Linked DNA regions of Homo sapiens: region 1 is linked to region 2. Evidence: chromatin loops called from intact Hi-C (ENCODE). Cell type or tissue: mammary epithelial cell. All regions are shown on one strand. Links, peaks and the distances in the headings refer to the core of each region. The heading gives the core; the rest is flanking DNA.

Region 1 (16,029 bases), core at 4,596-12,595, 54 kb before region 2:
GAGCACAGGGTAGGGAGGCATCCACAGGTCCTCAGGAGCCAGGACAACTCCCCACTTTACTAACGGGGGACCTGTGGCCTGCAAAGGAGACCAGGCATTCAGGGCCACAGAGGAAGCCACTACAGGGTCCAGATGCATGTCCAGGGGCCCTGCTGGGGCCACCACAGTGAGGAAGGCAGAGAACAAGCCCTAGATGTTGTTCCCAGGCTCCCAGGCAAGTCGGGGGAGGCCTGCAGCCCCCACCTGCCTGCCTCCTGAGCCCGTCTGTTCAGCCGCAAGGGAGGCCCTGGCCCTCCCAGCCCCTGTACCGGCAGGCGCAACCCTTGCACGGGAACCCTGTTCCCAGGATGCCCTCACGCCTGCCAGCCCCTCTGTGAGGCCCCTCCTCACTGGGCCGTAAGGAGACCACTGTTCTGCCGTGGCCACGGGGGTGGCGTCCTGATGGCCATCACCCCCCACCCCCAGCTGGCCGCCAGCACATTGAACCATGAGCTCGGAGCAGGGTCTGGAAAAGCGCCGCTGCAGAACCGCAGCTCCTGCAAACTTCCTGTCCCCCTTCAGATGCTCTGGGCGGAGGTGTGCTCCTCATCTCCAGTTTGCAGATGTAGAAACTGAGGCTCAGAGGCGGGAAGTGGTTTTCCAAGGCCAGGAAATGTGCAGGTGGGATTGGCAGCCAGGCCAGCCTGCCCCCGAGGTATGGCCCCTCCTCGACCACCCAGAGCAGGTGCACACAGACAGGAGGCAAAGGCCACACGGGTGCCCGTGGAGCCTCACCTGGCACTTGGCAAGGCCTCAAAAGCCCCATGCGATATATGGAAATCGGGTGCAGCGGGTTATCATGTGTCATCTGGGAACCTTGGAGAGGTGAAGGAGCTGGGGGCTCCCAACGAACCCCACAAATCATTACGCTCCCCCTCTCCCCAGGCTTCCCCCTGCAACCTGGCAGAGCTCCCAGTTCTCACAAGGAAGAGACGGGGACTCCCCTTCGCTGAGCCCTCTAGGGGCTTGCACCTAAGCAAGGCAGGAATTGCCAAACGGGGGCCGCACCCTGCCCAGAGCCCGCACTGGCAGGACCTCGAAACTTTGGGCTGGAGAAGCTCCCCGGGCGCCCATCTTTTTCTCCTGTAGGACTTGGCTGCAAGCTCCTCTTGCAGAAGGAGCCCCCATCCTGGGGCTGAGCCCACCTCTGCCCGGGCACACCCTTGTCCCCCACCTTGGGTTGGGATATAAATTAAAATTCAATTTCATTAAAGGCAGTGAGCAATCAGTCCCTGGCTGGGGCTAACAATGCCAGGCAGGGGGCCTTCGCTTCCTCTGGGCTGTAATTCACTCAGCCTCCCCCGCTCTTGTTCGCAAACTGCTAGAGCTGCACTTTCCCCCCAAATTTATGGCACTGGCAGCGTCTGGGGCCTGAGTTACAGCTGCAGGTTTGATCGGGGACTGCATTATTCTGCATCTAATCCTCACGCCTTGACAGCAAGGGCCGGTTGTTCTCCCAAGCCGGGCATTGTCCTCTGGTTGGCCAGGCTGGGGTGCAGAGGCCGGGTTCTGGGCCCATGCCCTGAGCCACCCACACCCAGGCGGGACATGGAAATCAGAGAACTCATCCCACATCTCGCACTCTCCCTCCTTTAATCCTATAAAGGAGGAAGGGCTAGAATCCATCTCACAGATCAGCAAACTGAGGCACGGAGTGGTCATCTCAGGACCCAGTGAGTGACTCTAACACTCTGCACCTAGAAATACTCCCCACAGGACACACCGATGGTGCCCATGGGTACCCCCTGCAGCGTGGCTTAAAATAGCCCAACATCAGAAAAAAAAAAAAAAAAAAAAAAAAAGGGGGCCTGGTGGCTCACGCCTGTAATCCCAACACTTTGGGAGGCCGAGATAGGCGGATCACCTGAGGTTAGAAGTTCGAGACCAGCCCGGCCAATATGGGGAAACCCTGTCCCTACTCAAAATACAAAAATTATCTGGGCGTGGTGGCGAGCCTCAGCTACCTATTTGGGAGGCTGAGGCAGGAGAATCGCTTGAATCTGGAAGGTGGAGTTTGCAATGAGCCAAGATCGCGCCACTGCACTCCAGCCTGGGCAACAGAGTAAAACTCCATCTCAAGAAAAAGAAAAAGAAAAGAAAAAAAGGACAAATGACCACCAATAGGCCACAGAGCAGCTGGATATGGGACCCAGGGAATTCTGGGCTGGTGAAAAACAGCAAAGCAGCCCCCATGGATCCCGACATGTTCAGGAGGCACTGGCGCGAGGAGGCAGCTGAGGGTAACAGTATGGGCGGTCCGCGTGGGAAGCTCAGATGGTAACTGCGCAGGCTGCGTGTGCACAGAAACGCCTGCAAATGTGGCATCCACGCTGTTACCTCTGGGAACCATAGGATTTTTTTTTCAAGATCTATATTTCTCCCCACTGCAGAGCAGCTGGCTGCATCTAGAAGTTTCTGCACCTCCGTCTGGGCATCAGATGTTTACCTCTGGTCTGCGGGTAGGAGGGTGGGCTGTCTGCCCGCCACTCCCAGCTTCATGCAGGATCTGACCTCCCACTGGCTGGGGCAGCCAGCCCGGACTCCCCAATCTCTGACCTCCTCGGCAGCCTTGTGGGAGGGGCTTCGGGGTGGAGAGGAGGGCAAGGCCAGGAGAAGCTGGGACTTGTCCCAAGTGCAGCCCCAAGGCAGCACCTCCCACCCTCTTTCAGAGATGCTTTGGATCCTGAGCTGTTTCTGGCTCCGGCTGGTGGGGCTGGGCCTCCACTGCTGCCCGCAGCCTCTGTGAAATGGGGCTGAACCAAGCATCTGCCCCCCCATAAGCATCAACAGAAGGCGGTTCCCTTCCATTTAGCATTTTTCTTTTTTGCGTGCTGGTATCGATTTTTGCCTCTTTTGTATCCCCGAGGGCTACAAGCAATTTTCAGACACCATCCCTGCCTCATGGGCTCGGAAGAGAAGCAGGATCAACGTGTGTGGGAGAGTCCGAGGGGGACCCAGGGCAGGCTTATGCCAGCCTGGGCAGAGGCCCAGCTGGAGAAACTGAGGGGCGGGGGCCACTTGGGGGAGGACCCTGGCCAGCCTCCTGCCTGGACGCATCTCACAGCCCCTTTCTCTCCATCATCGCCCTGCCCCCAATTCCAGGCCACCATCACCTCCCACTGGATACAGCCAGGGTCTCCTGTCCACTCTGGTTCCCTCTAACCCACTCTCCTCTCTGTTCCCAGAGGGGTCTTTCTATATGCAAATATGGACAGGAAATGTCCAGGGCTCCCTGCTGCCTTCTGGCAGAATCTGCCCTCTGTAGCCCGGTTTCCAACACTCTGCACAGTCTGGTCTCTGCTTCCCGTGCTGGCTTTACCACCTTATCCCTACACACACACACACACGAATGCATGCATGCACACATGTTCACACGTGTACATGTACAAATACACATGTGCTGCACACATGCATATGCCCACATGTATGCACACATTCACACAGAGACACACATACGCACACGCACATGCACGCAAACGTGCACTTGTGCAAATGCACTTGTCATGCACAGATACACACATGCACACTCACAGACACACATAGACATGCACAAGTAGACTTGTGTGCTGCACACAGGCATGCACACATGCACATGGCCACATATGTCCACATGCACACACACATTCACACACATGCACGTGCAAATGCACTCATGCACAGATACACTCATGCACGCACACACATGTTCATATACACATATGTGCTACACACAAGCATGAACACATGCACATACCACATATGCCCATAGGCACACACACATACATATGCACATGCAAATGCACTCAAGTCATGCACAGATACATGCACACTCACAGGCACACATAGACATGTACAATTAGACTTGTGTGCTGCACACAGGCATGCATACATGCACATGGTCACATATGTCCACATGCACATACACATTCACACACATGCGCGTGCACATGCAAATGCACTCCAGTCATGCACAGATACACACACGCACACTCACACATATGTTCATATACACATAAGTGCTGCACACAGGCATGAACACATGCACACACCACATATGCCCATATGCACAGACATACACACATGTGCATGTGCAAATGCACTCGAGTTATGCACAGATACACACATGCACTTTCACACACACGTGCATATACACATATGTGCTGCTCACAGGCATGCACACATGCACATGGTCACATATGTCCACATGCACACACACGTTCACACACACATGCACGTGCAAATGCACTCGAGTCAGGCACAGATACATGCACACTCCCATGACACACATATCCATGGACTACACACCTGTGCTTCACTCTGGCATGCACACAGCCACACATATACATGTGCAAACACACTCAAGTCACACGGATGCACACGTGCGTCCACACACACACACACATTCCAGTGACAATGAGCACTCTGCTACCCTGCTTCCCTGCCTCTGATGGGCCACCCCTCTCCCATGTCAGGCCAGTTCCTACTCCTTTCAAACTCAGCCATGGTAGCGTTTGCCCGTGCACATCTAACTAGGGGCCCCGCTCCCGGAAACACAGGCAGCTTACACTTCCTGCCCCTTTGAAGAGGCCAGCTGCAGCCTGTGTTGCTTCCCAGATCAAGGTGGAATTGGCCACGAGGGACCCTCTAGTGCTGGCTCCTCTTTCACAGACCGGTCCACATCAAGAGGGGGCACTAAAAAGCAATGGACCGGCCGGGTGCGGTGACTCATGCTTGTAATCCCAGCACTTCCGGAGGCCGAGGCGGGCAGATCACCTGAGGTCAGGAGTTCGAGACCAGCCTGGCCAACATGGTAAAACCCCATCTCTACTAAAAGTACAAAAATTAGCCAGGCATGGTAATGGGCGCCTGTAATCCCAGCTACTCAGGAGGCTGAGGCAGGAGAAGCTTAAACCTGGGAGATAGAGGTTGCAGTGAACCAAGATTGCACCATTGCACTCCAGCCTAGGTGACAAGAGTGAGACTCCGTCTCAACAAAAAAAAGAAAAAAAGAAAAAAAGGAAAAAAACGAAGGACAGCTGCCCCAGGGCATTGCAGGGACCCACAGCCAGGCTGTGTGCCTTGATGTTCTAAGCAACTTTGACTTCAGAACATTTTTTACTGCACCCACCCCCACCACAAAAAAAGGCCAGATCACCATCTTCTGGTGCCCAAAACCCCGTACTTCCTCCATGAACAACATCCCCCACTCATCCTAGGACCACCTGTTCACACATCTGTACCCCTACCCTGGACAGCACTAAGCTGTAAATTCATGAAGAGCAGAGGCTGGTCTTGGGTATAGATCCTCCAGCAGGGCCCAGCAGAGAGTAGGAGTTCAGTAAGTGATGTGGAATGAATGCATGAATTAAATAAAAGTTGGAAATAGAGTTCGGGTGCAGTGGTTCACATCAGTAATCCCAGCACTTCGGGAGGCCGAGGCAGGAGGATCGCCTGAGGCCAGGAGTTTGAGACAAGCCTGGGCAACATGGTGAAACCCCATCTCTACAAAAATACGAAAACGTTAGCCGGGACTGGGCATGGTGGTTCACGCCTGTAATCCTAGCACTTTGGGAGGCCCAGGCAGGTGGATCACTTGAGGTCAGGAGTTCGACACCAGCTTGGCCAACATGGTGAATTCCTGTCTCTACTAAAAATACAAAAAAATTAGCCAGGTGTGGTAGCATGCTCCTGTAATCCCAGCTACTTGGGAGGCTGAGGCAGGATAATCGCTTGAACCTGGGAGGCAGAGGCTGCAGTGAGCCGAGATCGTGCCACTGCACTCCAGCCTGGGCAACAGAGCAAAACTCTGTCTCAAAAAAAAAGAAAGAAAAAAAAAGATTATGCGGGCGGACATGGTGGCACGTGCCTGTAGTCCCAGCTACTCAAGAGGCTGAGGTGGGAGGATCACTTGAGCTCAGGAATTCCAGGCTACAATGAGCTATGATTGCACCACTGCACTCTAGCCTGGGCAACAGAGCAAGACCCTGTCTTGTAAGAAAATAAAAAAGAAAGAAAATAAATAGAACTGGACTTTGAACGATGGCTGGGAGAAAGTGAGGCAGATGTTCATACAGGGGTCCCCTCGCAAGTAAAGGCAAGAGGCAGAGAGGAGACGAAAAAGGAAGGTGCTGGGGGTCAATTGGCTGGGTGGGGCATGGCAAGAGGTGAACCTGGGGGGCTTAGGGTAAAGGGCTCCCTCCGTGAGTATTTCTTTTTTTTTTTATTGTTATTATTGAGATGGAGTCTCGCTCTGTCTCCCATGCTGGAGTGCAGTGGTATGACTTGGCTCACTGCAACCTCTGCCTCCTGGACTCAAGCAATCCTCCCCACTCAGCCTCCCAAGTAGGTGGGATTACAGGTGCCCACCACCACACCCAGCTAATTTTTCTGGTTTTGGTAGAGATGGGGTTTCACCATGTTGGCCAGGCTGGTCTGGAACTCCTGACCTCAAGTGATCCACTCACCTCAACTTCCCATAGTGCTGGGATTACAGGCGTGAGCCACCGCGCCCGGTCCTCCGTGAGTATTTCTGAGCACTCATTGAATGTGACCTGCGATGCCTGCTCCTGCACCAGGATGCAATTCCAGGACCTGGTCCCCAACCTGGAAGTTCAGGACCCAGCTCACCTCACTGGCAGGGCCCAGGCCAAGACCAGCCGGGGCACAGCCCGGGCACAGCTCCACGGGGCAGCCAGCATTCTCACCCTCTTGCACTGGGCCCTGACACTTCCAAGGTGACATCCTTCCCAGTCCTGTGTGCCCTTTGGTGGGACCAGGGATGCCAGCCCCTCCCCAAAGTGACCCCTGGAGGGGCCGGGCTATTCTCTGCTGGCTCACTGGGCTTCTTTGTGAGTTGAAATGTATTTTTTTTTCTCTTTCCTAATTAACTCCCTGCCACCCCACTTGCAGTAAAGTCTGATTTATCTCTGGCTCTCTGCATTCCGGGGACGGGCTATTTAATCTCAGCCGCGTGGACTCCAACCCACTGTCTCAATGAAATGCAGATCCTTCATCCTGCCAGCATCCTGCCAGCCCCACTCCATCCTCCTGCTGCCCGTGGGCTCAGCCAGCCCAAGCTGCCGCTGCCGTAAATTCTCTTTTATAATAACACCCTTTGCCCTTTGGCCACACCTGTCAGCACGGCCTGGGACTCTGCCGGGCCACAGCTGGCTGCTCACTTCTCTGGGCAAACCGGGCCTCAGGCAGCGCCCCGCTGGGAAGCCAGCAGCTGCCCCCAGGCGTCCACCTGCCTGGTCCCCTATGGCCAACACTCTTGGTGCTCAGCCAAGTCTAGAGGTTACCTGCAGGCAGTCCCCACATGAGCCCGCTGGGGTGTCCTCAGGCCAGGACCACACACAGACCGTTCACGGGGCAGGCCAGACCAATCTTTCTCCGCATGAATCAGCTCACTGCACTGCTCCTGCACCAGGGAGGGGCCGGAGTGGTACAGGAGGCTGATTCACGGGGAAAAAGAAGCCTGATTTGTAACATCCGCTGATGTCTGTGGTGTCAATACTCCCACCGTGGCTGATGGCCAGATAGTGATGTGATGCCTGTGAATGCCACATTGGGAGGAAAATCCCAGGGCTCCGAGACACCTCCAGGCAGGAGGGGGCGGGTCAATGCCGCAGCTCCTCACGCCTCACGGGGGCAATTCTCAAGCACATTCCACACAGCCTCTTGGAGGGAGGGGTGCCACCAAGACTGAGCCCCAAGTGCCTGCAGCTACAACCTTCTCTTGTGAGTTGAATTATATTCCCCAAAAGATATGCGCAAGTCCTAACCATTGGTAACTGCAAACATCACTTTATTTGGAAATAGCATCATTGCAGATGTAATTAGTTAGATGAGGATACACTGGAGTAGGAAGGGCCCTAGCCCGGTGAATGGAGTCCTTATCAGAAGAAGGAACTTGACCGGGCACAGTGGCTCACGCCTGTAATCCCAGCACTTTGGGAGGCCGAGGCAGGCGGATCACTTGAGGCCAGGAGTTTGAGACCAGCCTGACCAACATGGTGAAACCCTGTCTCTACTAAAAATATAAAAATTAGCCAGACATGGTGGCACATGCTTGTAATCCCAGCTACTCAGGAGGCTGAGGCAGGAGAATCGCTTGATCCTGGGAGGTGGAGGTGATCCTGGGAGGTCAGCCGAGATTGCATCACTGCACTCCAGCCTGGGTGACAGAGTAAGACTGTGTCTCAAAAAAAAGAAGATGAAGATGAAAATTTAGACCCAGACACACAGAGAGAACATCCTGTGAAGACACAGTCGCACCCATGCATGGGGAAGAAGGTCGCGTGATGACGGGGGCAGAGATTGGAGCGAGGCATTCACAAACCAAGGAATGCTGGGAGCTTCCAGAAGCAGGAAGAGACAGGACGGATCCCCCTAGAGCTTCCAGGAGGACAAGGGCCTGCAGACACCTTGAATTTGGGCTTCTGGCCTTTAGAAAAGTAAGAAAACAAACTATGGTTGTTTTCAGTCACTCCGTTGTGATTTGTTACAGCAGTAAAAGGAAGTTCACATGCCTTCCATGTCTTACCCTTAATAGCCTTCCTCCCGCCCTGTCTCAGCTCTCACGTCTTTATGGTGTTCCTGGGGTCACCTCCCAAATAAACCACCTGAACCTGTGTCCTTGTCTGAGAGTCAAGGAGCACATTGGACTCACAATCTGAAAGTCCTGCTCCAGGTCCAGCCTCACCATGCCCAGGTGTGGTACCGTGGGCAAATCCCACACCACACCCCACCCCTGCCTCATCATCTGTAAGTGGGACATTAAGGACTCCAACAGGAGAAGGTTGCTGTGTCGGCGGGTGCAGTGGCTCACGCCTGTAATCCAGCACTTTGGGAGGCCAAAGTGGGAGGATCACTTGAGGCCAGGAGTTTGAGACCAGCTGGGCAACACAGGGAGACCCCATCTCTACAAAAATTTAAAAGTTAGACAGGGCTGCTGGTGTGAGCTTGTGGTCCCAGCTACTCAGGAAGCTGAGGCAGGAGGATCACTTGAGCCCCAGGAGTTTGAGGCTGCAGTGAGCCACGATGGTGCCACTGCACTCCAGCCTGGGTGTCAGAATGAGACTTTCTCAAAAAGCAAAACACAAAACAAAACAAAACAAATGGTCACTGTGAATGAAAGTGTTGTGGCCTGAACAGATATGCAGTTGTGTTGACAGCCTGCCCAGGAAAGCTTGCATCAAAAGCTCACACAGCCAAGTGACTTTGACCCTCCCTTCTCCTGTGGTCCTCTGAGTCCCTAAAGGATGACTGGCAGGCAGGTTGCCCTCATCAACACATCACCATTTGGGGCCTCCCAAGTCCCCACCCAACATTCTCATCCACCTGCCTTTGGTCTCTGATGGTTCTTGGGGGTCTTCCTCCCACAGAAGCAGGGGTTTGATCAGTTTTGGCCAGGTGGCTGTATCATCCCCGAAGAAAGCAAAAGGACCTGTATGTTACCCCCACACAGAACAGAGTAGATAAAGCAAGGATGGAGGAGAATAAAATCTACTTCAATCTACCGTCATTATGAAAAACATTGTTTCATCTCCCGCAGGCTCTTCCTGAGTTTTCCCATGATGCCCAACTCTTCTCTTAGTTATGGTGAGTTCTTTTTTGTTGTTGTTGTTGTGGAGGGATTTTTTTCTCCTCCCTACACTTGTCTTCCATGGCCCGTACCTCTCCACCGCATCTGACAATCTGCACATGTTTAAAACCATGTTGGACATGGGGTTTAAATTTCTTCCCAGGAGACTCCTGGGCCATATGCAAATCAGAGGGCTGTGGCTAAAGCCAGGAGGAGCAAACAGGAAAACAACAGAAAGGATTTTCTAATTCCATAGGCCAGTCTAGATCCTGTACATGAGTCAGCTTTGGCTGCATAACAGCCGCGAAAACCTCAGCTGCAGAAAACAGTATGTATTTCTTGCATCCTGATGACTTAGACTGGACTCCCTGGGCTTGGCTCCAAACTGCAGGTGAGGCTCAGCCCTGTGGCCTGGCAGGCTAGCCCAGGGCTGTTCTTCTCATGGCGAAAAAGAGGTGGGCAAGAAGGCAAGCCCCATTAAGAAGTGCGTGTCAAGCCTCTGCTCCTGCTACATCCCCCTCAACAGCCCACTGCCCAAAGCAATCTCTCAGCAAAGCCCAAACTCGAGGTGCAGGGAAGGGAACAGTCATGAATGATAACAGCACCCGCCACTGCCCACAACATATGCACATCACAGAGTTTGGTGCTCCAGTTCTCATCACAGCATAAACTTGCTGACCGAGTTTCCGACAGTTGAGACCAGACATCATTGACTTTGCGGGAAGAAAGCCCTGGCTTCTCTCTACTGAAGTGTCGCTCCAGTCTGGCCTCTTGCCAGGACAGAGGAGGTCATCCCTGACGGAACTGTGATCAGCGTCTCTCAGCCTCAGTCCCTGCTGACATATCCTCAGAACCTTGCTATACTGGACCTCACAATGAATAATCAGGCGATGAATAATCAGACCTCTTCTCGCCATGGCCAGAGCCTAACTGGGGAGACAGGTGAGCCTGCCCTCCATGCAGAAACAAAAATAAGCACCAGAGCAAAGGTACAGGCCAAGTGTCCTGAACACTTAAGGATGGGGTGGGCCGGGCGCGGTGGCCCACGCCTGTAATCCCAGCACTTTGGGAGGCCGAGGTAGGTGGATCATCTGAGGTCAGGAGCTCGAGACCAGCCTGACCAACATGGTGAAACCCCAACTCTAATAAAAATACAAAATTACCCGGGCGTGGTGGCACATGCCTGTAATCCCAGCTACTTGGGAGGCTGAGGCAGGAGAATTGCTTGAACCCAGGAGGCAGAGGTTGCAGTGAGCCGAGATCGCGCCATTGTACTCCAGCCTGGGCAACAAGAGCGAAACAACATCTCAAAAAAGAAAGAAAAAAAAAAGGATGGGGTGAGGAAGTTGATGCATGCAAATGGGAAGGAAGGAACATCTGGGCTGGGTTTCAAAGGGTGAGTAGGAGTCTGACAAACAGGAGAGGAAGGACACATCCTGGGGAGAGCAAGAACAAGGCCTGAGCATGGGCAACTTACATGGCTTTTTTTTAAATTATTTTTTGTCTGTTTCAGGATTTGTGTGCAGGGCAGGACCATCTTGCCGGAAGCGTGCTGTTACCATGGCACCCAACACGGCATCTGGTGTTACGTGAACATCCTCCTCTGACTGCGAACAGATGGGTGGATTGTTTTTCCAGAAGGATGAGCTCTATTTCATGATGAAAATCACCCAGGTGTTTTTGCACAAATCATAGGTTTAGTCCCCCAGATGCGTTTTTTACTGAAGTCTCTGGCTGTGTTCCTCACAGCCCAGAGGCCTGATGTGCTCTCTGTCTGCATTCAGCCACCGTCTGGGTGTGGGACTCAGAGTGAGCCTCAGCCCAAGTACCGCCACCCCATGTGGAGTGAGGAGATTGCACTAGACCGGTGGTGTTTCTCAAACTTGGACCACTGGTGTTTCTCAAACTTGGACCACTGGTGTTTCTCAAACTTGGATGGGTGTAAGAATCATCAGGAAAGTTCATAACATGCGGATTCTTGGACTCTACCTCCAGGTATATTTTGATTCTACAGGTCTGGGCTTGAGGCCTGAGTATCTGTGTTTCTAATAAGCTCTTGGGGGATGCTGCTGGCTTAGGGTCACTCTGGACTCAGACCCCAGACCCCTGCTCACCTGGACCTTCTCCAAACCTTGCACTGGAGAGAAGGTTCTTGAACCTCATCCTGGGGCAGGCACCCATTCCCTGAGAATCCCACTCTACCAGACCTCAAAATGAATAATCAGGCAATGAATAAGCAGATCCCCTCCCACCATGGCCCCAGCCTAACTGTGGAGACAGGCAAGCCTGCTCTCCATGCAGGAACAAAAATCAGTGCTAGAACAAAGGCACAGATCGAGCTGTATCTGGCAGGAGTGGTCAGAATGCCAGAGAGAGAGAGCTCAGGCAGCATTCCCAAGGCAGGTGGTAGACCCAGGGCCCCAGGGAGCGTTCAGCCAGTGGCAGGGGTTTGGGTTGAGCTGGTCTGCCCACTGGAATCAAAGTGGGCTGGGACACAGGACCAGAGTCCCAAATACAACCCTCGGGCTCTGCAAGCCTGGCCCATGTCACGTTCACTGCGCCCGCAAGCCATGAGTCCTGCCCTCAACTTGCGCCTGTGATGCTGTCCTCATCCAGTCCCAGAGAGATGATCCACCTCGGGGCCCTGCATAAGCCCTGGCCTCTGACACTCAGCCCCCATCTCCTTTACACTGGAAATGTCTCAGGTGTCAGCCCTCTCCAGGAAGCCTCCCTGACCCCAGTCCCTTGGTCGGTGCTCCCTGACCCCAGTCCCTTGGTCGGTCCATTGCCTAGGATGGAGTGCAGTGGTGCGATCTCATCTCACTGCAACCTCCGCCTCCCAGGTCCAAGCGATCCTCCTGCCTCAGCCTTCCCCGTGGCTGGGGCTGCAGGCAGGCACCACCACGCCCTGCTAATTTGTGTATTTTTAGTAGAGATGGGGTTTCACCATGTTGGCCACGCTGGTCTCAAACTCCTGACCTCAGGTGATCCACCCGCCTCAGCCTCCCAAAGTGTTGGAATTACAGGCGTGAGCCACCGGCCCCGGCATTTGGTCAGTGCTTTGATGCATGTGTCACATCAGCCTTTGTGTCACCGTCGGGGTGGCCCTGGAGGTGCACGGCTCTGCTTTCCCTCCCAGAGTCACCCTCCACAGGAATGCAGTAGCACCTGGGGCCTGGCAGCTCCTGCCCCACCCGGGACCTTGCTAGAGCTCCCCGTGGGCCTGGAGAGGACTTTCTCACAGCTGCACTGCAGCCTGGGGCTCCTCCCACTTAACCCTCCTTCCTTCCTCTTCTCCTCTGGCAAACACAAGCCCTGCGTCACGGTTGGAAGTTGGTCCCCGCCCACCCTGCATCCTCTCCCTGTATCCTGCTTGGGCATTGCGTTTCATCAATCTCTTGCTCATTTCTTCTGTCTTGACGTCTGCCTCCCAGATGACCAAAGTGACACAGGTAACGAAATGAGTCTCTCTAATGAGTTCCCTAAAGTCCTGGGCCTCCGAGGGCTGCAGGCCCTGCCTCCTCTTACTCATCGCTGACTCCAGGCACCTGGCCTAGAGCTTCACAGGGGCTCAATAGCTTCCTGTCCTGCTCAGGCAGAGAGGGGCAGGCAGGGAGGGTCTCACACTCCAGGGAAGGGTGCTGCCTTTGCAGAGTTGAAGTGGAGTGTGTAGGGGGTGGTGGGGGAGTCCTGGGAGACCGTCAGCCACTCCTTGTGCACGTGGGAAAGGGGGACCCGGACAGGACGGGAGGACGCAGGGTGTGAACAGCATCGGACCCCACAAAGCACCCCTGGCGCACAGAGGTAAGGTCTGCTGGCTCAGGTATCACTAAAAGCCACAGAGTGGCTCACCAAGCCCAACAGGGCCCAGACCAGGCGCTCAGCTCTCACTAGGTCCGATCCCCGCCTCGCCTCTGAGCTGTAGCCCTCTGTGCAGGGGGGGCGCACTCCTGCCCATGGCAGACAGACCCCTCCACTGGGACACACGGGGCCACCACAGCCCAGCGCCCTCTTTCTCCTCCAGGCAGGGTGGACTCTCCTGGGTGGAGACTGATATGGTGAGGCTTTGCGCCTCACCCAAATCTCATCTTTTTTTTTTTTCCTTTGAGACTGAGTCTGGCTCTGTCACCCAGGCTGGTGTGATCTCGGCTCACTGCAGCCTCTGCCTCTCGGGTTCAAGCGATTCTCCTGCCACAGCCTCCCACGTAGCTGGGACTACAGGCACGCACCATCACTTCTGGCTAATTTTTGTATTTTTAGTAGAGACAAGGTTTCGCCATGTTGGCCAGGCTGGTCTCGAACTCCTGACCTCAAGTGATCTGCCCACTTCGGCCTCCCAAAGTGCTGGGATTACAGGTGTGAACCACCGCACCCGGCCCCAAATCTCATCTTGAACTGTAATCCCCATAATCTCCACTGAGTCATGGGAGAGACCAAGTGGAGGTCATTGAGTCACGGGGATAGATTTCCCCCAAGCTGTTCTCGTGAGAGTGGCTGAGTTTTCAGGAGATCTGATGGTTTTACAAGGGGCTCTTCCCGCTTCACTCAGCACTTCACCCTCCTGCCACTTTATGAAGAAGGTCCTTGCTTCCTCTTCACCTTCCATCATGATTGTAAGTTTCTTGAGGCCTCCCAGCCATGCTGAACTGTGAGTCAATTCAACCTCTTTTCCTTTATAAATCACCCAGTCTCAGGCAGTTCTTTATAGCAGGGTGAAAACAGACTAATACATAGGCCTACCCCTTGGGCCACGTTACTGTTGCCAAAGATGTGAAGAGGTCCGGGTTACAGGACCATGCCCCTGGGTGGGTGTGTGGGTGGGTGTGTGGGTGGGTGTGTGCACGTGCGTGCCTGCAATGCTCCTGTGACTATGCGTGGCTGTGGTGTACGTGCGTTCGTATGTGACTCCATGGGGTACATCCGCGTGTGTATGTGTTTGTGTATGGCTTGGAAAGGCCCCACCAGAACTGGAATGGAACATGGGGAATCCCCTAGAGGAAACTGGAAGCCTCTGCTTTAAGGGTTATGATATGTTAATTCGCTGCGTTTAATCATTCTACGACGTATACATGGATCGAAGCATCACACGGTGCCCCTTAAATAGACGTAATTATTATTTGTCAATTACAGAAAGAAAGAATTGCCCTAAATTAATTAACAAATGCAGCATTTGCTAGCGAACTAGGAAATAAGGTGGAGAAAACAAGATTTAACCCTTATTTAAATCGAGACATCTTGTATTTTGAAAATGCAATCGAGTATTTTATTTTTAATAGAGATGAGGTTTCACCATGTAGACAGATTTTAAGTGTTCTCACTACAAAAAATAATAAGCATGGGAGGAATGCATATGTTAATTTGCTTGATTGAACCATTCTACAAGGTATGCGTATTTCAAAACATTGTGTTGTACATGATAAACATATCAATTGCTATTTGTCCATTTAAAGTAATATAAATAGCTGGGCACAGTGGCTCACACCTGTAATCCCAACAGTTTGAGAAGCCAAGGCAGGAGGATCACTTGAGCCCAGGAGTTCAAGATCAACCTGGGCAACAAAGTGAGACCCCCATCTCTACAAAAGTCAAAATAAAATTAGCCAGGTGTGGTGGTGAACACCTGTAGTCCCAGCCACTTGGGAGGCTGAGGTGGGTGGATCACTTGAGCCCAGGAGGTAGAGGCTGCAGTGAGCTGTGACTGCGCCACTGTACTCCACCCTGGATGACAGAGTGAGATCCTGTTTCAAAAAAATTTTTTTAATTAAAAATATAAATAGGCCAGCACAGTGGCTCACACCTGTAATCCCAGCATTTTGGGAGGCCAAGGCGGGCAGATCACTTGAGGTTAGGAGTTTGAGACAAGCCTGGCCAATATGGTGAAACCCTGTCTCTGCTGAAAATACAAAAATTAGGCTGGTCGCAGTGGCTCACACCTGTAATCTCAGCACTGTGGGAGGCCAAGGCAGGTGGATCGCCTGAAGTCAACTGTTCCAGACCAGCCTGGCCCACATGGCAAAACCCCTCCTCTACTAAAAATACAAAAATTAGCATGGTATGGTGGCACATGCCTGTAATCCTAGCTATTCAGGAGGCTGAGGCGGGAGAATCGCTTGAACACAGAAAGCAGTTAGCTGGGATTGCACCACTGCACTCCAGCCTGGGCAACAGAGCAAGATTCTGTCTCAAAAAAAAAATTTTACATGTATATACATATATATGTGTGTGTGTGTGTGTGTGTGTGTGTATATATATGAATATTTATAGGCTGGGCACAGTGGCTCACACCTTTAATCCCAGCACTTTGGGAGTCTGACGCAAGTGGATCACCTAAGCTCAGGAGTTTGAAACCAGCCTGGCCAACATGGTGAAACCCCGTCTCTACTAAAAATACAAAAATTAGCTGTGCATGGTGGTGCTTGCCTGTA
Region 2 (11,390 bases), core at 1-8,000:
CTTCATACACTGCTGGGGGCGCACATGCTGGGAAGCTTCTGTCCGCCCCTTCCCGCCCTCTCTCCTGCTTCTGTCAGCTCTCTGCTCTTGGGGTGACCTGTATAGATTGTAGCAGCGAGTGTTGTGCTTTCTGGCTTCTGGTTGGCCAGTGGGAAGTCCTGGCAAGAGCTCGGAGGGAGGGAGGGGAGAGAGTGAGGTTCAGTATTTCTTCTCCCCTCCCACGCCCCAGGATTCCTTCTGTCTTGTTTCTCGGGCTTCCCCCACACCTTTGTGATTAGTTCCTAATTTGAGTGTCCTGCTTGTTTCCTGTTGGGTGCCTGGATTTAGGATGTAAATTGTTGTAACCTGTCTTTTGGTGGCAGTCTGATGTTTAGAGATGGTCATGGAGTCTTGGGTACTACCCAGAGCGAGATCTAGGAGGAGGCAAGCCAGGTGTCTGTCCACCCGCAGGTGCAGACCTCACCCTCACGGGGCCTGAGGGAGAGGGGCCTCCTCCCTTGTCTTTAGTCGGAAAGTGGTTCTTGGACTTCCTGTGCCTGTGGTCACCTGGCCATGCTGTTCAAATGCAGATTCTATTCAGTAGGCCTGGGAGGTCTGTGAGCTCCTAGGTGATGGCTGTGCTGCCACCGGCCCTCAGCTACGCTTTGAGCAGCAGGGATTTTTTTATTGCGGTTTGATTTGCATTGTTAAAATCCTGGAATGACCTAATCGCCACCTGTTGGGGCTGACTGATTGAACTGTGGTGTGTGATGGGCACTACACAGCTTTTAATAAGTCGGTGAATCAGCTGATATTTATCGAGCACCTTCTGTATATCAAGTGCCCGGGATACATCATTGGAAACAAATGCTTGCCATGTAGAGCTTACATTCTAGTGTGGGAAACAGACGATCCACAGGGTAAACAGGCACGTCTTATGAAATGTTAGAAAGCAACAAGTGCTGGGGGCAGGAGAAAGCAGGGCGAGAGCGTGTCCATGTCAGGGGTGGCAGGGAGCCGCCTGCAGAGGTGATGGGGAGAGCACCCCAAGTGCAGAGGCCTCCGCAGACCCAGAGGAGCCAGTGTGATGGCTGTGTAGTGAGGGAGGAGACCCCTGGATGGGCAGAGGCGGGTGCAGGCCACTGGGAAGACGCGGGCCTTAACTCTGTGTGTGAGGGGCTCTTTGTCCCTGAGGATTTCTGCAGAGGAGTGGCAGGATCTGACTTGGACATTCACGGGGTTGCCCTGGCCACCCTCACTGAGGGAGACCAGGTGGACGTGGGGGCAGTGAGAGGCTGTCATCCTGATCTGTGGGACCAGCGTGTTAGGAGTGGAGATGCTGGGAAGCGGTCAGATCCTAGAAATGTTGTGAAAGTGTTGATGTTGAAAATACCATTTTTGAGACAGGCAGACATGGGTGTGATCTGTTCAACTGGAAAAGGAGTCAACTATCTTTTAGGAACCATGTTTTGAATGTGAGCAAAAAGAATGGTGGTGGCATATGGTAATGACACTAACATGTAATGAGCGTTTCTCTCTAATTAAAGGGGATTTATTTTTATTGCCCTTATCTCTGTTTTCTAGAATGCGCATTATTTTCATGGGAAAAAGAGTCTTAGAAAAGACATTGCTTCTTTCTCTAAGTAATTTTACTGCATGATCTTTATTCTATGAAGTTTACTCATTTGCATTGGGTTTTATAGATATTAGTAGGTAGTTTGTGCTTTATTATGTCTGCAACATGCTTTTTTAATTTTTAATTTTTTTTTTAGCTTGCCTAGCCAACTAGAATGAAAGATCCTTTGACATTGAGTATTGCATTTTTATTTTTCCTGTATTCCAGCTTGTAACAGACACTTCCTAAGTGCTTATTGAACGAATTGTTCTAATTCTTTTAAGCAACGACTGGCCTCTTCCCGAACAGTTTTATTTTTCTAAATCTGCAGAGGGTTATTATTAGCATGCTTGAAAGACCAAAGAATGATTGTCTAATTCTTGAAGGTTCTCATTTGTTCTTCCTTATGCCCTCTGTTCCTGTTACCTTCCCCAAGCACTCCTCCTGCATATGCCGTCAAAGTCCTGAATTGGGGCTGCGGTTGAAGTTGGAGTGTCAGAACACGCTTTTGCCCTTACTGCTATCAGCCTTCAGTCAGATAAGTAGCCTTTTTATATAAATAGTTCCCTCTTGTCTCTGTAGAGCTGGGGAAGGCGGGGTCCCTTGGGTTTGTGTGTATGCTGGATGAAGCAGACAGAAGGGTTCTTCAGGGTATGGGGCCGTCTCTGGACTACACCAGGAAGCCTGGAAAAGGCCCTCCAACAAAGCCTGCCATAGATGATGCCTCGGACCCCACGTTTTTAGTTACAAATAATATACAAATAGTTACTGAGAATTAAAGTTACTTTCTTCAAGGCCATCAGAGTGGTTGGTAACTGTAATGTCCCTGAAAGACTCAGTGTCTTTAATCTCCTAAACCATGTTGAATTCCAGTAATGGGAGGCCAGGGAATGGGCAGAGGACTGATAGTGAATCTAGGGAGCACCTTTTTATCACATCTAGGAGGGGGCTGAGCAGACTCTCTTAGGGACTGAGGGGGTTGAGTGTTTATCTCCTTCAACTCCTTTCCAAGTCATTGTCTTTAAATCTTTCTTTTCTTTTGGAAACGGAGTCTTACTCTGTCGCCCAGGCTGGAGTGCAGTGGGGCGATCATAGCTCGCTGCAGCCTTTACTTTCTGGACTCAAGTGATCCTCTCAGTTCAGCCTCCTGTGTAGCTGGGACCACAGGCACGCACCACCACGCCTGGCTAATTTTTCTGTAGAAACAAGGACTCACTATGTTGCCCAGCCTGGTCTCAAACTCCTGGGCTCAAGCAGTCCTCCTGCCCTGGGCTTGCAGTCCTTTTTCTTTTTGTTGATTGAGGCTGATCTCACGCTCTTGGGCTCAAGCAGCCCTCCCACCTTGGCCTCCCAAAGTGCTGGGATTACAGGCGAGAGCCACCACGCTTGGCCCTTCAATCTTTATCAGGGTTTGAGAAGGGGACTTCCATAAGATATGTCTTAGATTGGGGAGGTTAAGAGTGTGCCAGGTCTCAGGCCCACCTAACTCAGAACTACCACTCTTAGTTACTGGACTGTCTACAGATGCTAGTTCCAGTAGGTAGATCTCTGAATTCTGAAGAAATTGCCCAGTGAAGCCTGACATGCAAAACAACCACTCCAGTCGCTGCCGCTGTATGGTTGAAAACGTACGAAGAACAACATCTCGGAGGAGGCATAGCTTCCCACAGAAGCTTCAGAATTTGTAGGTTTAGATAAAAAGTTAAAAGAGAATGGGAAGGCTAAGCACATTCTAACGTTTTTTAGCTAGGTTTGTTAAGAAATGTTGGTGGTAATCTGAATCACCCTTGTTGATGTGTATATCACATTTTACATAGTTCTAGTCATCACATCCTGGAATGTCAGCCTGGGCGGGCATGCGAGGGCCTGGTCTGATTCCCCTGTGTCCCTAGGGCCTGGCACCATGGCAGCACATAGTAGGCATTTGAGTATTTGTTGGATGCATAAATAAATTCTTGTAATAAATACAGGAAAAAGGTCTTAGGGAACTTGAAAGCCAAATTTTAATATTGATGATCTTGTAAACAAAGTATTTTTCATGTTTTAGTAACATGAAGGTCAGGATTCCACTAAGCAGGAATATGGTGTAACCTCATGTTTCCTGGCAACTAGCCCTTTGCTACTAGACTTGCCACAGGAAGGGAAAGAGCTTACCTAGCATTGTTCATCACTGTCTTGCTAAGGTGGAGGAAAACGAGGAGCAGGGAGCTGAGAAAATAGAATAACTGCAGGAGTTTCTCTTGTCCATAGGGCACACCGTTTGGGGTGAATTGTTTTGCTTGGGGCCACCCAGTGAGTTCGTTTGGAGTTGCAAGCCTCGCTTCCTTATATAGAGTCATTGATACAATTGGGGAGTTTCCTGAGTGGATGATTAAAGCAGTTCTGTATTCATTCTTCTCTGTAAGTGCCAACACCTGGCCGTGATTTCTCTGCGGTCAGCTGGAGACTGACATCCATTTTCTCACAGTATTTACGAGGGAAGGGAACCCTGGTTGGTGAATTCATTCTCATGGTCTTTTTGCCCGAGTCAGCAGCAAGACAGTCACCTTGCCACGGGAGGCAGCGTGTCCCTGTGTTGAACAGGCGGAGAGTCTCCCCTCAGGATACAGCAGGAGTGATTGGAATGATTCTGTTTCTCAGCCTGTCTTGCAGAACATCTGTAATCTAAGCGTCATCACAAAAATTCTTAAGCCAAGAATAAGCAGAACATTAACCAGAGAATAATTGATTGGCATCTTTCACCTAGACAACATTTTTGTGAAATGGGAGTGATTCCTGTGGAGTTTTGTCCATGTTGATGAAAACATGGATGTAGGCCGGGCGCGGTGGCTCACGCCTGTAATCCTGGCACTTTGGGAGTCCAAGGCAGGAGGTTTCTTGAAGTCAGCAGTTCAAGACCAGCCTGAGCAACATAGTGAGATCCCATCTCTATCAGAAATTTTTAGAAATTAGCTGGCCATGGTGGTGCATGCCTGTAATCCCAGCTACATGGGAGTCTGAGGCAAGAGGATGGCTTGAGTCCAGGAGCTTGAAAGCTGCAGAGAGCTGTGATTGCACCACTGCATTCCAGCCTGGGTGACAGAGTGAGATCCTGTCTCTAAAGTAAAAAGTTTTAAAAGACACAGTTGGAGTTTCCTCTTTGGAAGATTACAGGGCAGAGGCCAGGGTGGTCAGTGAGTCAGGAGCTGGTGACTGGCCGGTGGGGCAGGTCTGGACAACAAGCAGCTGCCACACTGTGTGTCACTTCCGTGCTCTGTGCTTTACAGCGCTTGGGACTTTCTTTTTCAATTTTTTAGCTTTTTTAATTTTATTTTTTATTTTTTTGTAGCGATAGGTTTTGCATGTCTCCTGGGCTAGTTTCAAGCGATCCTCTCACCTCAGCCTCCCAAAGTGCTGGGATTACAGGCATGAGCCACCATGCCTGGCCTCAGCTTAAAAAAAAAAAAAAAAAAGCTTTATTGAGCTATAACTCACATATCATACCATGCCCTCATTTAAAGCCTACAATTCAGTGGACTTCAGTCTATTTACAGAGCTGTGCAGCCATCACCACAGTCAATTTTTAAAACATTTTCATCACCCCAGAAAGAAACCCTGCAGCCACTGCACATTTTCCTCCTGCCCCAGCCCCAGCCCCGGGCGGCCACCAGCCCACTTTCGACACCGTGGATTTCTCTCGACGCTGTTGATTTGCCTTTTCTGAACATTTTATGTAAATGGAATCATACAGTATGTTGTCTTCTGCGACGGACTTCTTAGCATCGTTTCTTCAAAGTTCATCCATGCTGTAGCGTGGCATCGTCATCCCTCTAAGCGGCCGAATAGCATTCCCTTTTGCTACGCCCCGTTTTGTTTATCCGTGCCTCAGTCAGTGGCATCTAGGTTCTTTCCATCTTTTGTGTGTTATGAATGATGTTGCTATAAACATCCATGTGCGGGTTTTGGTGTGAACATGTTTTCTCTTGGGTGTATTCCTAGGAGTGGAATTGCTGAGTCAAATGGTTGCTTTATGTTTAACATTTTGACGAGCTACCCGAGTGTTTCTGAATTGGCCGCAACATTTCTGTTCCCACCAATATAACGTCTTTGGGGTCTAACCGTGCTTGTGTTTATCTGTCCTTTGAATTCCAGCCATCCCGTTTTCGGTTTGCCTTTCCTCGATGGTGAATGAGGTATAGCATCTTTTCATGTGCTTATGGGCCATTTGCGTATCTTCTTTGGAGATATGGCTATACAGATCCTTTGCCCATTTTTTTAATTTGGATTATTTGTCTTTTATGCAGACTAGGGAATTTCTTAAGGGGACTGCTTTTGGTTATTGTGTTTCTCACTTATAAACTCACCTTTCAGTAATGAGTCACATACACCTCCACAGCTGTTTTGGTTTTCTGTTGCCACTGTAACAAATTACCACAGGCTTCGGGACTTAAAACATTTATTTGTTAGCTCCTAGTTGCTTGGGTCAGAGGTCTGGGCACAGTGTGGCTCAGTTGGTTGCCCTGAGTGTCATGAGACTAACAGGAAGGTTCCAGCCGGACTGTGTTCCTTTTTGGAGGCTCTGGGAATGCATCGGCATCCAAGTTCATTCAGGTTGTGGCAAGGGTTCAGGTCCTTGCAGCTGTAGGACTGAGGTCCGGTTTCTTTTCTGACCTCCCTCGGCTCCTGGAGGCCTCCCTCCAGTCTTGCTTGCAGCCCCTGCAACTCAGAACCAGCAGCGAGCGGCTCACAAGGAACCTGCCAGACTTTTCCACCTTCCACATCTGCTTGTAAGGACTGGTGACTCCATCAGGCTCGCAGGGTAATCCAGAATAATCGCCCTATTTTAAGCTCAGCTGATTGGTAGCCTTAATTACCTCTGCAAAGACCTTTCACCTAGGTTCCCAATTGATGAATACCCCCGGCCATCTTTAGAATTCTGCCCGTGCCACGGGCTTGTGGCCTGCCTTACAGCCTTCTAGTTACAGGGGACCATGAAAGGGTTGTGAGGCTGGTCAGAGAGAGTAAGTGAAAACGGCAAGCGAAACCTGTGGGAGAGGCCACTTTGAGTCGCCTCCCTCCCTTGTTCGTTTGTCCTTTGCTTTTTTTTTTTTTTTTCAAGTTAGGGTCTCTGTCACCCACGCTGGAGTGTAGTGGCGCGATCTCGGCTCACTGCAACCTCCACCTCCTGGGCTCAGGCAATTCTCATGCCTCAGCCACTTGAGGAGCTGGGACTACAGGGCTACGCCACCATGCCCAAATATTGTTTGTATTTTTATTAGAGTCGGGGTTTCACCATGTTGCCCAGGCTGGTCTCGAACTCCTGACCTCAGGCAATCTGTGTGCCTTGGCCTCCCAAAGTGCTGGGATTACAGGCATGAGCCACCGCACCAGGCTTCCTGTTCTTTATTATAAGTTGTATTTTCTTTATTACAAGCTGTAGTTTGTCTAGCCTCTAATCAGTGGTTCTCCGTTGGAGAGACTATGCTCCCCAGGGGGACATTTGGCAGCGTCTGCAGGCGTGTTTGGTTGTGACACTGATGGGTGCCGCCGGCATCTGATGGTTGGAGATGCTGCTGACTGTCCTGCAGTGTGTGAGGCGCTCCAAAACAGAATTCCCCAGCCCCCAGATGTCAGTACTGATGTGGTAAACAAACTTTGTTCTATGTCAGATGGCCAGTTTTTTAATGGCAGAATTACACTATTATGTAAATAATTGATGTTCTTAATGATGACTCCCCCCAGAACCTACAAAACCCTGACATGCCTGTTAGCTGTGTAGGGAGTCATTCCGTGTTCATTGAATTAATTTTAATACGTTATAGTGAACTACAGTCCCACTTGAAACATTAAGAGCAATCTTACAGTGTGCTAGTACTTTTTCTTCTTTTTTTGTTTAGTTTCCTAACTATGAAAGCAGGTGTTCTAATACATTTGGAACTAATAATTCATGTGTAGTGTACTTATGGAGACTTAAAAATAAAACTAAAGGGAGGGAAGGAGGAATGGAAGGAGGAGATGATAATTAACAAAGAATTCCTTATTCACAATTAATAGATGACAACATTTGTCATAACTTTAGATGTTTCTTCTATGTTCCGTTCTCCTCCCCAGTCCTAATACTGGAACCAAACTGCTTAGACCAGAATCCTGAGTGACCTTGGATCAGCTGCATTCATTCATTTGTTCCACAAACATCTGAGTGCCAGGGGCTGTTTTCAGCATTGGGAATAACAGCAGTGGCCAAAAGTCAGAGTCCATGTTGTCTGCGTAATGGGCAGGTTAGGGACAAATAATGAGTAAGTGAAGAAATATATAATGTCTCCACAGAGAGAGCTGAGGGGCTGGTGTGGGCAGAGCAGAGTGAGTGAGGGCGAGAGAGCAGGTGGACATGGGGTGGCTGGGGTAAGGGAGGATATACAGTCTTGCAGGCTGTGTAAGGATTCTCATTTAAAGTGGAGTATGGGCCGGGTGTGGTGGCTCATGCCTGTAATCCCAGCACTTTGGGAGGCCGAGGCAGGGGTGGGAGGAATCACCTGAAGTCAGGAGTTCGAGACCAGCCTGGCCAATGTGGTGAAACCCCGTTTCTACTAAAAATACAAAAAATGAGCTGGGCATGGTGGCGCGTGCCTGTAATTTCAGCTATCAGGAGGCTGAGACAGGAGAATCGCTTGAACCCTGGAGGTGGAGGTTGCGGTGAGCCGAGGTCGCGCCATTGCGCTACAGCCTGGGCAATAGAGCGAGACTCTGTCTCAAAAATAAATAAATAAAAATAAAGTGGAGTATGATGGGAAGCCATTGGAAAGTTTAAGTAGAGAGTTGAACTGACCCAACTGTGTTTTTAAAAGGGTCATTGTTTGTTAAGTGGGGAGTGTAGACCTCCTCCAGGGGTAGGAGGTGGAAGTGGGCAAGAATGAGAGCAGGGGCATCAGTGAAGAGCAGCAGAGACCCAGACTGACTTGATGGGAGCAGAGGAGGCGGTAAGAAGTCACCGGAGTGCATTGCACATTCCTGATCATTTCTCTAGCCTGAGTTTTCTCATCTGTGAAATGGGGACAGTAATCATGGATGTCTCCTGGCCGCTCTTAAGAATTGAATGAGTTAATGTGTGCTAGACCTGTGCCTGGACAGAGTAGGTGTTCAGTGAATGTTAGCTTCAATATCATTCTCACTGTCACTGCTGCTACTGCCCTTCCCACCGAGGAAACCCTGGCATGAGCTGGATAATTATTCAATTTGTGTTCTGTACATGTTTTGAGTCCATAATCAATATGTATATTACTTGTTTTTAAGAATTTATGGAAATGGCATTATTTTGAATATATCATTTAAAAAATGGATTTGCTAGGCTGGGAGCAGTGGCTCACGCCTGTAATCCCAGCACTTTGGGAGGCCAAGACAGGTGGATCACCTGAGGTCAGGAGTTTGAGACCAGCCTGGTCAACATGGTGAAACCCATCTCTACTAAAAAATACAAAAATTAGCTGGGCATAGTGGCAGGCACCTGTAATCCCAGCTACTTGGGAGGCTGAGGCAGAAGAATCGCTTGAACTAGGGAGGTGGTGGTCGCAGTGAGCCAAGACCGTGCCATTGCACTCCAGCCTGGGCGGCGAGATCAAGACTATCTCAAAAAAAAAGGATTTGGTGAGCAGCACATGTGCGTGCTGTCCATGGGGGTGCGTGAAGATCTGGTTTACTTCTTTCCACCGTCACATTACTTACCATAATTGCTGATCCGTTCCCTGTGAATGCGTATTCAGGTTGTTTACCGTTTTCCCTGCGACCAACAGTGCTGCACTGTGTGTCCGTGTCCACGCCTCCGTGCGCGGCGGCCAGGGTCTCTCCGGGATGTGTACTTAGACGCAGAGTTGCTGGGTCAGTTCCACGCAGGCCCAGCTTTGCCAGGGGCTGTCAACCATTGCTTCTCATGGAAAGTCTCAGCAAGGCTATTAAATGAACTCAAAAACTATCTCCCTTATTTTCAGATGAATGAAAAATTCAGTGTTTGTGTAGATGGAGAGGAGCAGAGGAGTGATGGGAAATGTCTCTGGGATTGGACGTCATCAGGTGTGCTAAGACACAGACGGGACTGTTGTGAGGAAGGAGCTTGTGCTCACAGATTTGTAGAAACAGGAGGCACAGCACACGGGGCCACACGGGGAGCACCAGGCTCCAGGGAGCACCACGCTGGGTCAGGAGGCGGAGGGGTACTTGTGGGCAAGAGCCTCGATTGTGGTTTCTGAAAAGAAATGGGCAAGGCAGCATCCGCGGTTTAGGATTGGCTGGTTTGAGTAATTTCCCCAGCCTCTGTGCTATCAGGGTGGTCCCTGGTTGTCCAGTGCTTGGCCCTGGGGTGGTTGGCAGAGGCATATGGCTGCCTGCAGTGTGGAGCCTGGGCCGCCAATATAGCCCTGCACTCCAACCTGCGCTGAGTCATCTCTCCTACACGCTCCAGCCTCCCTCATGTTTTCTTTAGTGTTTCAAAAATGCGAAGCTCAGGGTCTTCGTGCGTGAGATTCCTTCCACCAGGAAAGCTCCTCCTGCCCCTGCTGCGCAGCCGGCCCCTCCTTAAGGTCTTGTAAATGCCTCCTCCTGAGCCGCCTTCCCCAACAGCCCTCATTTAAGCAGCCTCCTTGACTGTAGGTCCGCTGACTGGCTTCCTCCTTGAGAGCACACTCACAGTGCCGGACCGCAGGCACCTCGCCGATGTTCCTGTCCACTTGCTTTTTGTATTGCTCCTTCTCCAGTGAGCTTGGAAGCCTCATGCGGGCAAGGCCTTGTCTGTCTGGTTCTCTGTTGTGTCCTCGGAGCCTGCCACAGTGGCGGCGCTTGGTGGCTTTGACAGGGGACTGGATTGGGTGGAAGGGGCGAGATTAGACCTGGATACAGTGACGTCCTTGTCAGCCATGCCGAGTGCAGAGCGCCTACTGTATTGTAGGCATTTGAAATGAAACGGAGAATGTTTCCCAGGCCGTGCCTAGCAAGGATGCCTGGCAGTCGTGTGAGTGAGTGCTGTGGAGGGGAGCAGTGCACACCCGGTGCTGTCGGGAGCACAGGAAGGGTGCTTGGGAGCAGTGCGGGGCAGGTCAGGGAACCCTTTCTAGGATGTGTGTTGGACAGGCTGATAAACTTCTGTGGAAGGCCGTTATATGCAAGGAGTTCACATCTGGACGGTGACTGGTCCAGCCTTTTAGAGCTCCTTCCAGCTCTGAGATTCTATGCCACGAAAAAAAAAAAAAAAAGGCAGGAAAAGGAAATAAGGAATTTTTTGGTGGGAGTTGCGGCTTTAAATAGGATGGTCCAGTAAGGCCGCACTGAGAAGGCCTTCCCAGTAAAGACTTCATGGGTGCAGAAGAAATTTCCTCAAAGTCTTGGTTTGTGTCTTTGATTTTATTTGTGAGCTTGGAGAAGCTTGAGCAGGGCTTTATTCTGATGTCTCTAATTGTCTTTAATTCAGATTATAGGAATTCTTAAATGTTGACTTGCAGGGTTCGGGAAGCACACCAGATGGAAACCGAAAGTGCTGCCGTTTTGAGCACCTACTCATTGCACACCCTGGGTCCAGGGTGAGTCTCACTCCGTTCAACTCCTCGGCCACAGATCTCCCTGATCTCAGTCAGGATTCTCCAAAGAAGCACAGCCAACAGGATACATAGATGTATAAAAGGAGATTTATGATGGAGAATTTCACTCACGTGATTCTGGGAGCTGAGAAGTCCCATGTTCTGTGTGGCAAGCTAGAGACCCAGGGAAGCCCGAGGCGTGATTCAAACTCAGCTCATGTCCGAAGGCCTGAGAACCTGGGCAGCCGATGGTGGAC

The links. Peaks named below come from ENCODE experiments on the same cell type or tissue, not always from the same donor. Only the 100,000 strongest peaks of a DNase experiment are listed, where the experiment ranks them.
Region 1: it touches region 2 in a loop (2.4-fold over the local background); 4 of 110 quality-filtered maps call a loop at or near these places.

Annotation. Positions count from the first base shown.
Region 1 is chr7:2,867,651-2,883,679 of GRCh38, reverse strand. No RefSeq gene overlaps it. Among named protein-coding and RNA genes, the nearest start is that of GNA12, 31 kb to the right of the region's middle. RefSeq lists enhancers at 8,993-9,573, 11,405-12,056 and silencers at 12,863-13,082, 14,030-14,234. In mammary epithelial cell, for the core only: no CTCF peak of the experiment used is centred there; DNase peaks (open chromatin) are centred at 7,499, 9,349 and 9,889; H3K27ac peaks cover 1,685 bases.
Region 2 is chr7:2,814,058-2,825,447 of GRCh38, reverse strand. The region is part of intron 1 of GNA12 (G protein subunit alpha 12); the gene reads left to right. Among named protein-coding and RNA genes, the nearest start is that of GNA12, 25 kb to the left of the region's middle. RefSeq lists enhancers at 345-987, 3,062-3,751, 3,752-4,441. In mammary epithelial cell, for the core only: a CTCF peak has its summit at 3,869; DNase peaks (open chromatin) are centred at 3,437, 3,987, 4,697 and 5,987; H3K27ac peaks cover 4,373 bases.